Regions from separate parts of the Homo sapiens genome. Here region 2 is linked to region 1. A link is a loop called in an ENCODE intact Hi-C map of the cell type or tissue named here. Cell type or tissue: GM12878. All regions are shown on one strand.

What was found. Hi-C counts contacts between places; a loop is a spot of excess contacts. Peaks named below come from ENCODE experiments on the same cell type or tissue, not always from the same donor. Only the 100,000 strongest peaks of a DNase experiment are listed, where the experiment ranks them.
Region 2: a loop joins it to region 1, with 4 times the contacts of the local background. A loop is called at or near these places in 1 of 110 quality-filtered maps.

The regions. Positions count from the first base shown.
Region 1 is chr1:66,370,645-66,378,644 of GRCh38, reverse strand. It overlaps PDE4B (phosphodiesterase 4B), which reads right to left. Exons shown (of 17, transcript NM_002600.4): 17 at 4,071-6,332. The coding sequence ends at 5,967. Among named protein-coding and RNA genes, the nearest start is that of SGIP1, 160 kb to the left of the region's middle. RefSeq lists enhancers at 4,189-4,368, 5,315-5,364, 5,735-5,824. In GM12878, a CTCF peak has its summit at 3,341 (motif pointing left); DNase peaks (open chromatin) are centred at 3,874, 4,274 and 7,924; H3K27ac peaks cover 5,896 bases.
Region 2 is chr1:65,808,552-65,816,551 of GRCh38, reverse strand. The region is part of intron 1 of PDE4B (phosphodiesterase 4B); the gene reads right to left. Among named protein-coding and RNA genes, the nearest start is that of PDE4B, 20 kb to the right of the region's middle. RefSeq lists an enhancer at 4,151-4,380. In GM12878, no CTCF peak of the experiment used is centred here; a DNase peak (open chromatin) is centred at 4,311.

The DNA of each region.
Region 1 (8,000 bases):
GAAGGGCATAGTTTGTGAGCTATCAGGATGAGAATTCAAAATAATTTTTAGGCCAAAAGTAATGAATTAAAACAGCAATATGAAGATTTTTTTCCATGCACATATTATCTCATTTAATCATCATAGTAGGGTATTAATATTACTAATAACCCTCATTTATTGTATGCCCTGAATGTGCTAGATGCTTACCTTTGCCTTTCCAAATAATATCTTTTTTTGAGACAGAGTTTTGCTCCTGTTGCCCAGGCTGGAGTGCAATGGTGCGATCTCGGCTCACCGCAACCTCTGCCTCCCAGGTTCAAGTGATTCTCCTGCCTCAGCCTCCTGAGTAGCTGGGACTACAAGCATGCACCACCATGCCTGGCTAATTTTGTATTTTTAGCAGAGAGGGAGTTTCTCCATGTTGGTCAGGTTGGTCTCAAACTCCTGACCTCAGGTGATCTGCCCACCTCAGCCTCCCGAAGTGCTGGGATTACAGGCGTGAGCCACTGCACCTGGCCTCCAAATAATTTTATACATATATAATATTTCTGCTACAGAAAAGGAAACTGAAGGTCAAATAAATTGCATACCTTCTATGACATTGTACAGGTAATGCTGGAGCTGGGATTTACAAACAGGTCAATCTGACACTCAAACTGAAAACCCTCTTTCTTATACCCTACTTGTTTTTCAGATGAAATGTATCAGAGAAGTATAAATTCTGCACTAAAATTCAGAAACTTCATTGTATAAGAACAAAGTGGAGAAGATTTAGTTTAACAGTGGTTCATGTGAAAAGGTATGAAGCATTTGGTTTGCCTGTAAGCATCTTATGAATTATCCAGATGAGTCACTGACATCCCTCCAAATGAATACAATCTTGGATTATAGAATACAGCCCAGAAAAAAGAAGGGCAAGAATCACACTGTGCCCTACCATGAGTGAAATATGGTGCTTGGTTCTGAGGCACTCACCCTAAAAGAGCACTGTCTATTTGAGCAAGCCCAGAATAATTTGACCAGAACGATGAAGATAGGTCATATGAATAATGGTTGAAGGAGCTACAATGTAGAAAACATGCTACATTTAGCTGTATATAGTTAACATTTGTTCATGCATATTATGAGCCAGACACTATTTTTACTATTTTACAGCTTTAATTCATTTAATTCTCAAGATAATCTTATTAAATAGGTGCTGTTATTATTACTTCTATTTTACAGATGAGGAAATCGAAGTGCAGAGAGGTGATATAAACTTTCCCAAGGTCACATAGTCAAAAAGTCTGGTTCCTATTTTCAAGTGGAACAGGAAATTAGAGGAGAAATTACATACCTTATTTAGCTAGAAATATTTTAAAAAATCAAACAAGAAAGGTTGCTCTAGAAGAGTACACTTTGATTCCCAGAAACCTAATAATTTACATTATTTCAAAAGGGCCTTGCTGAGTTATCTATTACCTGATGCTTTCAAACAGGCATATTTTTGGAGGGATTCTATAGCATTGAAGAGGATGAATAATATGATTTACATGTTTCCTTCCAACTCAATGAGCCTATCAGTGTCAGCATAGTCCCATATGATGGGTTAAAGTGAGAGCATTTATCCTCCCAGAATCTTGAAGCTTATGTAGAAACATCTAGATTAACTGGAACTTGATTTCAAGAACCCTAAATTAATCAAAATGTGTTGCTGCCTTCTGCTTTTAGAGGTGATTTTTGGATGTTTTTAAATATTAATTAATCCCTTCATCCACGAGTACATACATTCAGATAACAAAGATTTATTGAGCATCTACTGTATGTAACACTATGCCTGATTTCATCTTTGGCTGTCTATTGTTAGCTCCATTTAATGATGAGAACATTTAAGCTCAAAAATTTAAGCAATTTGCCCAAATCCCCACAGGTAGGAAGGTACAGGAAAAGACTTGGAACACAGGTTTGTCAAACTCTGCTTTTTCCAGTGTACTCTACTCCTTTGGCAAGAAAATCAAGTAGATCCATATTTCACAAGTAATTTCAATAAAAAGGGTTCTACTTGTGTCTTGGGTCATTAGCTCAACAAACATCACCGGTTCTCCTTTCGCTTAGGGCTGGTATAGTGTTTGTTGGTGAAGAATACAAAGGTTAAAAAAAGAGACCAGGCAAAAAACATTGTTCTGTCTTGGAGAGGGTTCAGTGCTGGGTGGGGAGACATCTGAGAACAGATTATTGCAATTAAGTGAGAAAAGCTGAAAGTTAAATTGCCTAGAGTGTGCATTCTTCTGATCTTCCTGTTAATTGAAATTTTACATCATCAACATCCAGATTGATGCAACAAATGTCTGAGCATGAACGCTGTGCCAGGAGGAGAAAGTACTAGGCATGGTTTCTGCACTCATGAAGGGTCTAGTTAGCTTGGATGCCTGAGGTCTGACCTGGTTCTTGAGATTTCCGTATAGGAAACTAGTGAAACTGTGCAGTTTCATCTTACCTAAAAGTTAGTTAGAAGTCAGCCAGTAAGATAAAACCAGGATATAACAAAATTTACTGTTTAAAATAGCTATATTGGGCATAATATGCTGTCCATGATGAGTTCACAATGAATATCTGAAGACAGTGGGGGTGAAAGAACACCTCAGCTGCAGGCATGATTCTCTGTTTTGGAGCGGTGGATCTCTACTCCAATTGCACGTTAAGATTACCTAGGGAGAGACTGGGTGCAGTGCCTTGTGCCTATAATCCTAGCACTTTGGGAGGCTGAAGTGGGCAGATTGCCTGAGCTCAGGAGTTCGAGACCAGCCCGGGCAACATGGTGAAACCCCATCTCTACTAAGATACAAAAAATTAGCCAGGTGTGGTGGCATGCACCTGTAGTCCCAGCTATATGGGAGGCTGAGGCACAAGAATTGCTTGAATCTGGGAAGTAGAGGTTGCAGTGAGCCGAGATCATGTCAGTGCACTCCAGCCTGGGGGAAATTTTTAAAATCTGATGCCCAGGGCTTTGCCCAAGATCAATTCAATCAGAAATCTGGGAGGAGGATGGGCCCCAAACAAGTGTTTTTAAATATATGTATTTCCCACATGATTCTTATTTGCAATAAGGGTTAATTAAGAACCTCTTCTCAGTAGAAAACAAACCTGCAAATATTTCTAGCTCTGGGCATTGTAAAACTCACACCTCTGGCTATTGTAAGCAATTTATTTTGCTCCTTTTCAAACTCTCAGAGATGGTGAGGCACAATCAGATATCAGAGATGATGGAAAATGTTGGAAATAGCTCTGCAACTAGCAGGCAAGCTGGTTCTGAAATGTCGGCTCATCTTAATTTCAGCTGTGTTTAGAGAAGACCATCTTACTGGTTCACAGAGCACTCCCTTGTGGCTAAATTATTATGGGCCAACACCGATTCTTGTTTGCAACCTTCTGCAACAAACACACACATAAACACACACACACACACACACACACACACACTCTTCTCAGGATAAAATATTTTAAAATGCTGACTTTAAGATTTCAACAAAGCATTAAGTATTTTTCTTATATATAAAAAGTTCTTTCCAGAAAGAAAATCCTAGCCATATGACCAACAAGAGGCTGCATGGATCACTGAGAAAACCCTGAGTGTCCACCCATGCTCTGTGGGTTGTGGTTTAAGATGACTCTTTGGACCTCAGATTCTTCATGTGTCAAATGAATCAATGGGACTCTCTGACTGCATTATACTAATGTTCTATAATCTATGATTCACTTTTCTAGAGGACTCAGCCAAGTTGGGGATTCCCTTATTTATCTAGTAGATTAAACTCTTCAGACTCTTAAAGAGGTAGAAGGAAATAGTTCGAGATGAGCAAAGTGGTTTTGTTTTGTTTTCCTTCCTCAACCCCCTTCCTGCATCATTGAGCTGGGTGAACAGTTGCTAAGAAAAAAGCGAAATGTTCCAAACTAGGGGACTTTTTGGACATAGATTCTGAAACTTCAGTTGTGATGTTGGCTGGACACAGTGGTTGGCTTTCTTTGTGGGGAATGGCACAAGAGAAGAGAAAGATCTGCTTTTCATATGTCAGAACTAATTGTGAAATAAGTGGGCCTACAGACTAATCTAATCATGCTTTTCTTTATTCACCTCATATAAAAGTCTCTTTAGAATGCATTTGAACACAATATATAATAATAATACTATAACATACATTGTGAGAAACATTTGAAAATGATAAAATGTCCACCTGAAACAATGCAGTGTTCATAGACATACATTGGTCATGCACATTTGTGCCATTTTCTGTAATTACTGAGTCACAATGCTGAACTGAAAGCATGAAACATATTTTACAAACTGAAACTGACATCAGTAAGAGGCCTAACAAGTGTTATCAGAAGAGGCTTCACATTTGCGTAATTTGCTACATCAGTTCACATTTTATTATAAAAATTCACATTGTTTTATTGTTTTCTTTTGTAATGAACTGGAACATGACATTCCTGCTTAATGGCAGGCAGGAGGCTACCTCTTCAAAGTCAGTAGTTCGGGAGCATTCAGAAGAATCATCTGTGAGCAAATGTAGTGTTTCCTTTTGAACCAAAGCCACAATGATAGTAGGATCCAGTTATAACCCAACTCATGCCCACATAGATTTGGATAGAACCTGGGTAAAAACTACATCCCATTGCCCCCTGCCCCTATCAAGCTATACAAAAGTAAAAGCTCAGTATAAACCATTTAGTATCTAATGTGAGAATATTGTTTCCAAAACTGGTTCATAAAGGGGTTGTGCAGAAGTAGCAACTCAGGCAGGGAAAGGGCAGACCCTTTGAACAAAAGCCCACCCCTGTCCTCTCTGCCAAGGGGGCCATATGTCTCTACTAAGTGACGTTTGGGTTATATAATACACAATACAAAACATTACAAGAAAAAGTCGTAACTCTTAGGCAGAGTTTTCTACACAAATTTAACACCACCATTGGCAGGCAATGTTAGATATATAAATTAATAACTTACAAAACATTACATTATATACATTAAGTAATAAATACACGGTTATAAACAGGAATGGAGGTGTTAGCGCAGAAGGCAGTGCAAGAGAAGGACGGCAGCATTACATTGAAAACAGCCTAACGGGGTGAAGAGAGGAGGTAGGGAACAGGGCCAGGGACTGTACAACTCCTGTGGGGGGCAGGGTCCAAGACACAGCAGGGCACACTGCTGAGTTCTATGCAGACTCTCACGGTGAACGACACCACTGCTCCTTTCTACCCCCTAATTTGTTCAATTTTATTCTGTTTACAGCAAAAAGTTAAAAGTACTGTTGGAGGCAGGCAAACAGAGAGAAGTTTTAAGAGTGACTGTGGAGTTGGACTGGACAACAGGGGAAGGAAGTAAAATGTGGTTAGAAGTGTATCCTTTCTGTCTGTTTGCAAAAGTAACTGTAGTAAAGTGAAGGATATTGCCCAAGAAAGAAGGAAGACTATTTTCTTTCCCTTTTCCAGAAAGAGTCAAAAAAGTTTGTCAACTTTGAAAGCTTATCTGTGTAGAAGTTGATACTAAACTCCAGGTATTCAACAGGCATTTTAAAGACATGAAAATGTTTTACAAAAAAGGCACACAGGTTGGCAGACAAAGGGACAAGTGAGAAGATTCATAAATGAAGTTATTAGTCAGTGAGTTCAGTCACTGTCGGGGATAAGTTCCCGAAACTTAGTGCAGAATGATCTCTCAGTTTTGTGTCTTCCATTTTCAAGCCATGTGTCTTGATCAGAATCGGCCCCCAGCAACAGCTTCAGCCCTCTCCACCAAGCTTGCCATCAAGGCAAGTCAACCGTGGGATTTCCTGAGCTGCTATTTGCTTCCTGGTCTTGCTTTCTGACTCCAAACTCAAGTAACTGAAAGGCCAGGTGGCCCTTGTCCTGTGCAGGTCTTGGCCCCCATGGTGGGCTGGCCCTACCACATAGCTGGCATGCTCATCAAGGATAGAATGTTCATCTCCACAGGGAGAGGGGGATTATGTATCCACGGGGGACTTGTCTTCTGTTGCAATGTCTATGTCAGTCTCTCCCAGGGAATCTCTGTTTTCTGGATCAATCACACAAAGCGTCTTTGTGCTGCTGAAATAGCTGTGTCCCTCTCCCTCCTTCTCAGGTCCTTCAGAATCTTCCTCATCGAGAGTCAGTTCAAACTGAAACTTCTCCATCAGACCCTGGCAGTCCCTGTTCTGCTCGTCCAGTGGTGGTGAGGGACTTTGAGGTATCATGCTCTGATACCAGTTCCTGTTATCTTCTAAGGTATCGAGAATGTCCTGAGCATCAGGCTGTACCAAATCTGCCCATGTCTCCCACAATGGATGGACAATGTAGTCGATGAAACCAACCTGGAGAAAAATAAGATGACACATCTGTTATTGTGATGGTGCTTGAAAAGTAAACAAGGTTTCCTGGTTTCCATGCAAAGAAAGAACATTAATAACTTCAGAAAGATCAATCATAATGGATTCCATGATTTGGGCACTCACAATACAGTGGGTCTTACACTGAATGCAATCGATGTATTCTCTCTTAATCCTGGAAGGTAAGTATTGCTGTTTACTATTTACAAAGGCAGAAACTACGACTTATTGAGATTAAATATCTTGTCAGAGGTCACATAACTAGTGACTGGTGGAGCTGGGACTCAGTCCCAGCTTCATCTGATTCCAAAGCCCGTGTTCATCTTGCTACAACAGACTGCATTTCCTTTTATGTGCGCCAGATAAGAAGTCTGGATGGAATCCTCATGATTTCCAGGGACCCAAAGACAAAGAATGACTTTGCCACTACTTGGATTCTGTGAGTCATTTTCTGAAGAAGGCAGGCCCAGGTCTAACGTGTTTTGACTCAATATTTTTTCCTTGTTAACTTTAAAATATGTTGCTATTCCAAAGTGATGAGGAGCTGGCTCCTGACTACTCTGGAATTTCTCAAGTTCTGTGGAATGCTTTTGGCTGGTAGAGGAGTTTGATGAAACACGTGAAAATACTTTGAGCCCTGAAAGAAACACATATCCCCTCGGTGGACATCCATGCAATTGTTTTGGATCTACAGAGCACGCAGTCATTTCCAACAGGTGAAAGAAGGGAAAATAAAAAACAATTAAGCAGTTCCTTTTGCTGATGTTCCTGTGATTAAATACCAGGCTTATGGCTCTGTTATGGTTTACTCAGGGGCTATGCATCCTGCATGAGCTAGCAGTGTGGCCTTACGCTGGCCTCCTCATTGTTGGACAAACAGGAAACACTGGGGGTGGGGACAAGTAGAGAGAAAGAACAGGCACTAGTTGAATGAGGGAAGGGAATTCCCCTGCCATGGTCTGGGGAGCTACAGAGATGCTGCATTGGGATTTAGGGGTAGATGGTCAAAGGGCACCCACCCATGGGACATTATATAGGTCTCTTTCCACACTACTGGAAACTTTCCTTTATTAACATGTTGGTAATTGGCCAGTCATTTAATACATCCAAGTTGTACTGTACACAAGAACTTTGGTCATATGTGATTCTTTCATAAATAAAATTATATATATATATATATATATATATATATATATATATATAGTATGATGTGTGTGTATATATATATATATATATGTATGATGTGTGTATATATATATGTATGATATATATATATTTTCTTATTCTTCTTCTTTCTGGTGCTTTCCTAGCCTTAAAAAGGAAGTTTCACAGCAAAGTCAGGGAATCTCTGATCTATACTGGTTACAAAAACTCAACCGTACATGATTCAGATATTTCTCTCACTTCCACCCACTCCTTTTCCCTCCCTTTTACTTCTTTATGTGTGCTTAATGAATGTTAGAGACTATTTTCAAGGTGTTTTCCAGGGACCCAAAATAACAAGCTCAAGGTAATGGAGAAAATTGAATAAGCTGAACACAGTGCAGTCATTTCCTTTCTTCGCTTGTTTTGCTTCTGCTAAGAAATGCTGAGAATGTTTTTGAAAGGTAGCTGCTAGTTATTTATTCCCTAGATCACAGGACGAGAGAGCTG
Region 2 (8,000 bases), 560 kb after region 1:
AAATCAAAATTGAGTATGAACCATTTTATGGTTATTGATACAAATTGCCAATTTGCCTTTGGGGAAAATTGTACCAATTTATATTTCTACTCACAGTTTAAAGGTCCTTTCACTAAAAATTCTTCAAAACTGGCTATTTTTCCTTCTGAAACCTTTTATGAATTATCAATTCGGTAGCAGCAACCTTGCTTTAAGTTGCACTTATTTGGTTACTATGGAGAATTAATATATCTTCAAGCGTTTATTAGCTGTCAAGGGTTGAGATAATTAATTGTACTCACCACCCCACCCCAAAACCAAATCTCTCTATCTCTCTCTCTCTCATACACACACACACACACACACACACACACACACACACTGCATTAATAATCACTAAAAACAGAAACAGGAATCACACTGATTTTAAAAAATAGCTTTCTTAATGTTTAGGCTGATCAGAAAAGAATACTTGACTTTTGATAACACTTGGACCTTCCAAGATTCTTCTAAAACTGAAACACAAGCAGCTGAGGTGCATCTATAGGAAAAGAGAAAATTGAGAAAGAGCCGAGCCAAGCAGTTGTTATTTTTTTCTCACCAATTATTAAGATCAGTTAGCTTAGGATGGAGTCAGAAATGAGGAAACGGAACAAGGTACTGTAGCTGAAGTCCTTTTATGTAAAAACTTGAGGCAGGTGAATATGGTTCCTTCCTTATATAGCAATATGTATGAATCCTTTTACTGATTGCTTTTATATACTTTGTCCAATATTCTTTGAAGAGAGTAGGATTGTTATTATTGACTGATAAGTGCATTTTATTTAATAAGAATGTATCTTTGTCATATATGATCAAATGTTTAGTTCAGTTTAAATTTTTTTAGCTTCAGGACAAATTTTATTGAACAGAAACTCCTAATTTTACAATTGGTTTCTCAATGAACCTTTTTTTAAAAATAAACTTTTTTATTTTCAAATCATTTTAAATTTACAGAAAAGTTGTAAAGATAGTACAGAGTTTCCATACACACTTCAGCCATTTTTCCACTAAGGTCCTTTTACCATTCCAGCATCCAATCCAGGATACCATGTTGCATTTATTCTCAGTTTAATTTTTAATTTTGGTTGTATTTTTTCTCACTTACAGAGCCAACAGTACTCAATTTCTATTCCCAAACTGAACTACCATTTGATAAATAATTGTGTTGTCTCGTGACTTGAAACACCAACTTAATCATCTATATGGCTTCCAAATTTATATATCTTAAATTAAATTTCTTCAAAAGCAGAGATGTAATATTTATGTTGGCTCTTAAAGCACAAGTTATGCTTGCTTAAAAATGTGTGTTGAGGGTGGGGGGGAGGGGGGAGGGATGGCACTGGGAGATTACCTAATGCTAGATGACGAGTTAGTGGGTGCAGCGCACCAGCATGGCACATGTATACATATGTAACTAACCTGCACATTGTGCACGTGTACCGTAAAACTTAAAGTATAATAATAATAAATAAATAAATAAATAAATAAATAAATAAATAAATAAATAAAATGTGTGTTGAATGAAGAATTAATGAACACACTTTTGCTGGGAAATGCAATAATTTTTGCATAGCCAAGCACTTTCTAATTACCTAGAAAAATCAAGCTTTTCCATAACTAGGTATTTACTCAAGACAAATAAAAACATATATCCATGCAAAAACTTATACAAAAAAAAATTTGTAGCTGGTATTTTTGTAATAGTTTACACCTGGGAACAACCTAAATGACAATCAACAGGTAAATGTATAAAGACATTTTGCTATATCCCATACAGCAATAAGAAAAAAAGCATCCTTTGAGTGACAGAAACAAAAAAAAGCAGATACTATATGATTCTATTTATATAAAATTATAACAACTAAAACTAATTCACAGTGAAAGAAAGCAGATCAGTGTTTGCCAAAGGATGGGTTAGAGAGAGGAATGGACAGCAAGGAGGCACCAGGAAACTTTCGAGAGTAATGGAAATATCTTGATTGTGGTGTTTTCATAATTGAACACATTTGTCAATAGTCACTAAATTGTAGCCTTTTAAATGAGTTTAACTTATTGTACTTAAGCAGTATCTCAATAAAGTTTCTTTTAAAAAAAAGCATTACAGAAGGTGCACAAAATAATCCATTGGTTATAAGAATATATATATTACATTCATCTTTTATCAATGTATTTCATCTTCATAAATTTCTGTTTTCACATATTCTCTACAGCATCTAAACATATGTACATATAATAAGATGATGTGACTTAAATATTGTTATAAGGATGAGGGAGCAAAAGGATTTGAAGACTACCAGTCCAGCCAGCTAGAGGAAGAGTGCTGACACACACCCTGAGCTGTTTCCATCAACCAGCAGCTGCCTCGGGCAAGGCTTTGGCAAGCAATGTGCTGTAGTCAATTCACGACTGAATTTTCTGTCAAGTGCCCAGAGTGCCCCAGCCCTTCTGTTCACCTGGCTCTCGACTCTGGGTAATACCCAAAGCTCAAAACTTGGACTTCTTCACTGTTCTCTTTTTAGTCTAATAATTGGCTTAAAGCTCACATACACTCAGGGCTTCTATTATCAGCATAACACTGAAGACAAACAAATCTATATTCCAGATCTCTCAACTGTTGTTTTTTTTTTTTTTTTTTTTGCCGCAGTGCCTACTGCCTATTGGACACATTATTTTTCAAAGCTACATTCTAATTCAAATTCAGTATTTCTAACCCCATAGCTTCACAAACCAATTTCTTCTCCTACTCTTGCACTGCTGCCAAAGAAAAAAATACCCTGAAGTTATCCTTGATTCATTTTCCTCTTTTACTTTAAAAATCATAATTTCTACCCATTTGCCATTAAGGTCTTAATTTACCTATCTCATCTATCTGTAGCAGTGATTCTTTGAAACTATAGAGGACCCCCTCCTCAGAAAAACTACACTGGCACACATTTTTCATACTATTTTGAATATGATTTCCAGGGCCCACAATGAAAATGTATAGATCTCTATATTGTTCACTTCTAAAATCTGTTTACTCTGATCTGGCTTTTTCCTGAGAGTTCCAGACCACCTTCCAAATACTTTTCAGATAGGTATTATTTTATATGGCAAAAATATCTCAAACTTGCACGTTCAAAACTCAACATGCCATTTCCCCCAGCAAAACTGTATCTTTTTCTTAGTCTTTCTTTAGTGAATGGCAATTCAATTCCCCCAATTAATTAAAATAGTAACTTGCATATTACTGTTGACTTCTTTCTCCCTCCGTATACCTCTCACATCTAAATGGTAATTATAGTGACCTCCCACGATTAGTTAAGTGGCATGCATTTGACAAAGTATTAACAACCAACCCACCATATATGCTTACATATTTTCTGTATGAATTTAAATAAGTGACTCACTCCTCTACAGGTGAGCAGCTAATAAACCAAACCCTCAATACCTCATTCCTGAACTCCCTCGGTAGCCTCCTAACTCTCTGCCTGTTCCCAATCTCGTTCCAGTTTTAGTATCTCCCAACATGTCTTAGAATAGATTTAGGTATTCCCTCTCCAGCCCCTACAGAAACTTTAGTGTCCTTATCTTCATTCTTAAGGTTTTGTATTCCTGGGGCAACTTTTCCAGGGCTGTCTAGGACCCTTAGAAAGCAGTTGACAGGCAAATAGAAATAAAGAAGCTAGAGAATAATTGTTTAAGGTGTTATACTCTCTCCCAACCCCTGCCCAGTGCTATCTATTTGTGTTTTCATGGAGACTTTAGAATAGAGCTTCTCAACCAGTGCATTTCTATACATAATATCATATAGGAGGCTGAGACAGTCGTCCCCTCAGTCCCTAGGATAGGCATGTAATTCCTAGAACCACAAACAGCATTATCTATGTAGTTCAGTATTTACTACAAATATTAACATTCCAAAGTGTGCCAATGGATGAAAAAAATAATTGAGAGGCATTTAAAACACAGAAAGTCCCTCCAGTATCTAAAAACAATGAATTTCCACCCTGACATTTTACTGTCTTGGAAATTTAATGCCACCAACCTATAGTTAAAACCTACATGATTATGGCCAATTACATTTGGAAGGGATTTGTCCAAGTTGGCCCTGGATCAGGGAGAGCAGCAGCAGGTGAGAAATGCTGCCTTTGAGCAGCTGATGCAACCCAGGTGTGGCAGAGCATGGAGGGCCATACCCTAAGAAGGAGACCAGCAGAGAAACTGAAACAAGTGAGTAACTAACCTACAAGAGGACCCAGAAATTTAGAAAAGGAACTCTCAGAGCAGAAACTGAAAGCCAAGAACAGAACCCAAAATTGAGTCAGAGGAAATGAGGCAAAAGGTCAGACCTCGGGGAAGGAAGCTAGAGATGCCAAATCAGCAGAAGGCTGAGGGCTGAGGTCAGGGATGAGTCAATTCATCTGCTCTCAAAGCCAAAAGAAGCCCTAGCCCTTGAGCCACCACAAGGGTTAAAACTTCTTTAGTGAAATGAAAGGAACTAAGCTTAATTCCTCACTGAAACCTCAGTACTACAATATGTTAATTTTGTCTTTTAATGGTCCTGGGGTTTTTTTTGGTTTGTTTGTTTGGCTTTACTTTTTCCCCCTAATTTCCTCATTTACCTTCTGTATATTTTATATTTCATGTAATTTTTATTTAACGTTAATGAAACAGCAGCTTTCAAGTTGTCTTAGGCAGACAAGAAATTTTTTTCTAAATTTATTGAAATAAAAGTATATGTAAATTATGTCATAATATAAAGAGAAAATCCAAGCCACCTTACTATCATTAATATTAATATTATTTGTATTACTAGTAGCTATCATGTACTTAACTTTGTAACCTTGTGTCTTGTACTATGCTAGATGACTTTATATGTTAACTCACTCCTCACATTATCCACAGGAGGGATTATTAGTCACAAACAAATGAGGAAATCAAATAGGTCAAAAATTTTTCCATGATCCTATAACTAATAAATGGCAGGAATGAGATGTAAACCTGTGATGTGTCTGATTCTTAATTACTGCACTCAGCTCTATTTTATTTAAAATATGCTTATTTAAATATGACCCACATAAAATGGGTCATTTGCTTAATGAACATCTGTCAAAGCACAGCTGGGTATTAAGTACTTTTCTAGGTGCCCTTGGGGCAAAAGAAAAAGGAGAATCTGACATAGCCAAGCCTTGAGGATGCTCAAGTTAAGTTTGAAGACAAGACGTAGTCCATGAAATACAACAAAAATTAGTCCAAAGTCATAGGTAAGCCTTCAATTTGAGCCCTGAAGATACTATTTCTCAGCATATGACCCTGAGCAAGTTATTCTTATTGTGTAAAGCTGAGATCATAATGATATGAGCCTCATGGGGTGTTCTAAGGATAAGATGAGATAATGTAGACCATTAGTTTTCAACTTCAGGTGATTTCCTCTCTGACAAAAGATATTTGATAATGTCTGAAGCATTTTTGGTTGTCACAACTGGGTAGGGGGAAAAGAGAGTGTTGTTTGCATCTAGTTGGTAGAGGCCAGGGATGCTGTTAAACACCCTGCAATGCACGAGACAGGCTGTCTCCCAAACAGGGAATCATCTGGCCCAAAGTATCAATTGCACTGGGGTTGAGAAACCCTAACGTATTCGAAGCGTTTAGCAGAATCCTAAAGGCATTTAGTAGTAGATCCTCCACATTAACTCACTATATTTGCATGAAAAGGGGGTAGCACTTATGGCATTTATGTACTTAAGAAAAGAATTAAATAGAAAATAATTGTAAATATTAATAATAATTTTAAAATATAACCCTTTAAGAAAAAGTCTTACAAGTCAATGTGGTAGGTAAGAGCATAGGCTTTGGAGTCAGATAGACCTAAGTTTGAATCCTGGCTCTGTGTAATGCTGAAAAAAGTATTAATCTGAACCTCTCCATTTCTTCATCTTTAAAATGAAAATAAATATATCTAAGTTATATACCTGGAACATACTGAAACTCTCAATAAATATTTTTAAAGTTTTAACATACTGAGTCTTAAGCAGGCACTAGAAAAAGTATAGACTTTGGGTTGGTGAAAGAAAAAAAACAAGTCAGCCCTCGCTATATAAACTTAAGCAAATTACTTGGCTGAGGCTTAATGTTTTCATCCTCAAAATTAGTATAATAATGCTTTCATCACAAGGTAATAGTAGGAATTAAATGAGACTGCATTTAAAGCATTTCCTAAGATGCTTGGCACATGGTGAGTGCTCAATAAATATTAGTTACCTTCCTCCAGAGGAAAAAACAAAATCTTTATAAAGGTACTTAGGTCAAAATAAATAGCAAAAATTACCTTTGCTAGAGCAGAAAGTGTGGACTAAGGACTTTTGGAATATCCCATAATTTATCAACACTCCACCTTGGAGAAGCCCTGTTTCTGCATTTGAAAGGGAAGCTATACACTGCCTGTCCTTTTCACTGCCCACCAGCTTTCAACAAGCATCCTTCTTTTGGCCTAGGAATGTCACTGTGGCTTATCTAGGCTGAAAGAGAGTGCAGCCCTTGGCTGCAATTACTGGAAGAATAAAAATTCAATTCTTGAACTACAAATTTAACTGCATTTTAAGAGCACCAAAAAGATCCACAGCAGAAACTATTCATAAATAAGTTAAGCACAAGGCATGATTTATCAAGATATTTGTCATTCTATCTCTAAAAATGATCATTAATGCTGCTTTTATGACCATCTCTGAAAATCAGTTTGTCAGGCAGTAATACCAGAAACAAAATTACTCATTCAGTGACTGACTTCCTAGTCAAGACAGATGATATCTGAAAGTATAATAAATGCTATTTCAGAAAGTGCAGTTTAAATTTCAACAAAAATAAGAAAATAACCATAAACTATCCAATTCCAAGCTATGAATGCTAAAGCCTCTTTAAATATCCTATATCATGTACTTAAGATAATTTCCCAATCAAATGAAGGCAGTGTTTAGATCTCCTCATTTATGCTAATATTTCAATATGAAAAATGAGTCCATATACAAATGGAATATAAAATATAACACATATAACTTCACTAGTCTAAATGGCTTAATGAGTGTATTTTCCATTTGAAATTATATGTTTGCTGTCATTTGGCAAAGCTGACGATCTCATGGCAATTCTATAGGTTGTTTTTGATGCATCTTCTGAATTCGTTTTGCAATTTTTTTTTTTTTTTTTTTTTTTTTTTTTTGTGAGATGGAGTCTCACTCTGTCACCCAGGCTAGATTGCAGTGGTGCAATCTCAGTTCACTGCAACCTCTGCCTCCCAGGTTCAAACAATTCTCCTGCTTAAGCCTCCCAAGTAGCTGGGATTACAGGCCCGTGCCACCATGCCCAGCTAATTTTTGTATTTTTAGTAGAGACGGGGTTTCATCATGTTGACCAGGCTGGTTTCGAACTCCTGACCTCAAGTGATCCACCCGCCTCAGCATCCCAAAGTGCTGGGATTACAGGCATGAGCTACCACGCCCAGCCCATTTTGCATTTCTAAAGACTAAATATCTACCCACACACCACATAACATGTTCAAAAAACAATTCCACTTTCTGTTATTCTGTTAAAACCTAAACATATTGTAAAAGCCTGATCTGTGTGTCCAAAAAATGAGCTACTCTTAAGTTGTCTTTTTCTGAGAAATAGAAAATAACAACAATCATGTACTAGAAGCATTCAACTGATTATATGTCCCTCTAAACACAAATCAGCCATAACTGAAAAGGTTCTACCCTTTACCAAGTACAGGATACACATAGAAACCTTTTGTACTACCCACATTCATTTCCAATGCTTTCCAATGCTATTAAATTTCCTACTACATGACACTTGTCAGGTCCCACCACATCAGAATTCCAAAAATTTCAGAGGGCCCCCACTGCCATTAAGATAAAGATCCCCCTCCTAAAACTCACTTTCATATGCTCAAAGTTCACAGTGTGATCTCAGCCCACCTTTCAAACACGTCCTCCCATTCC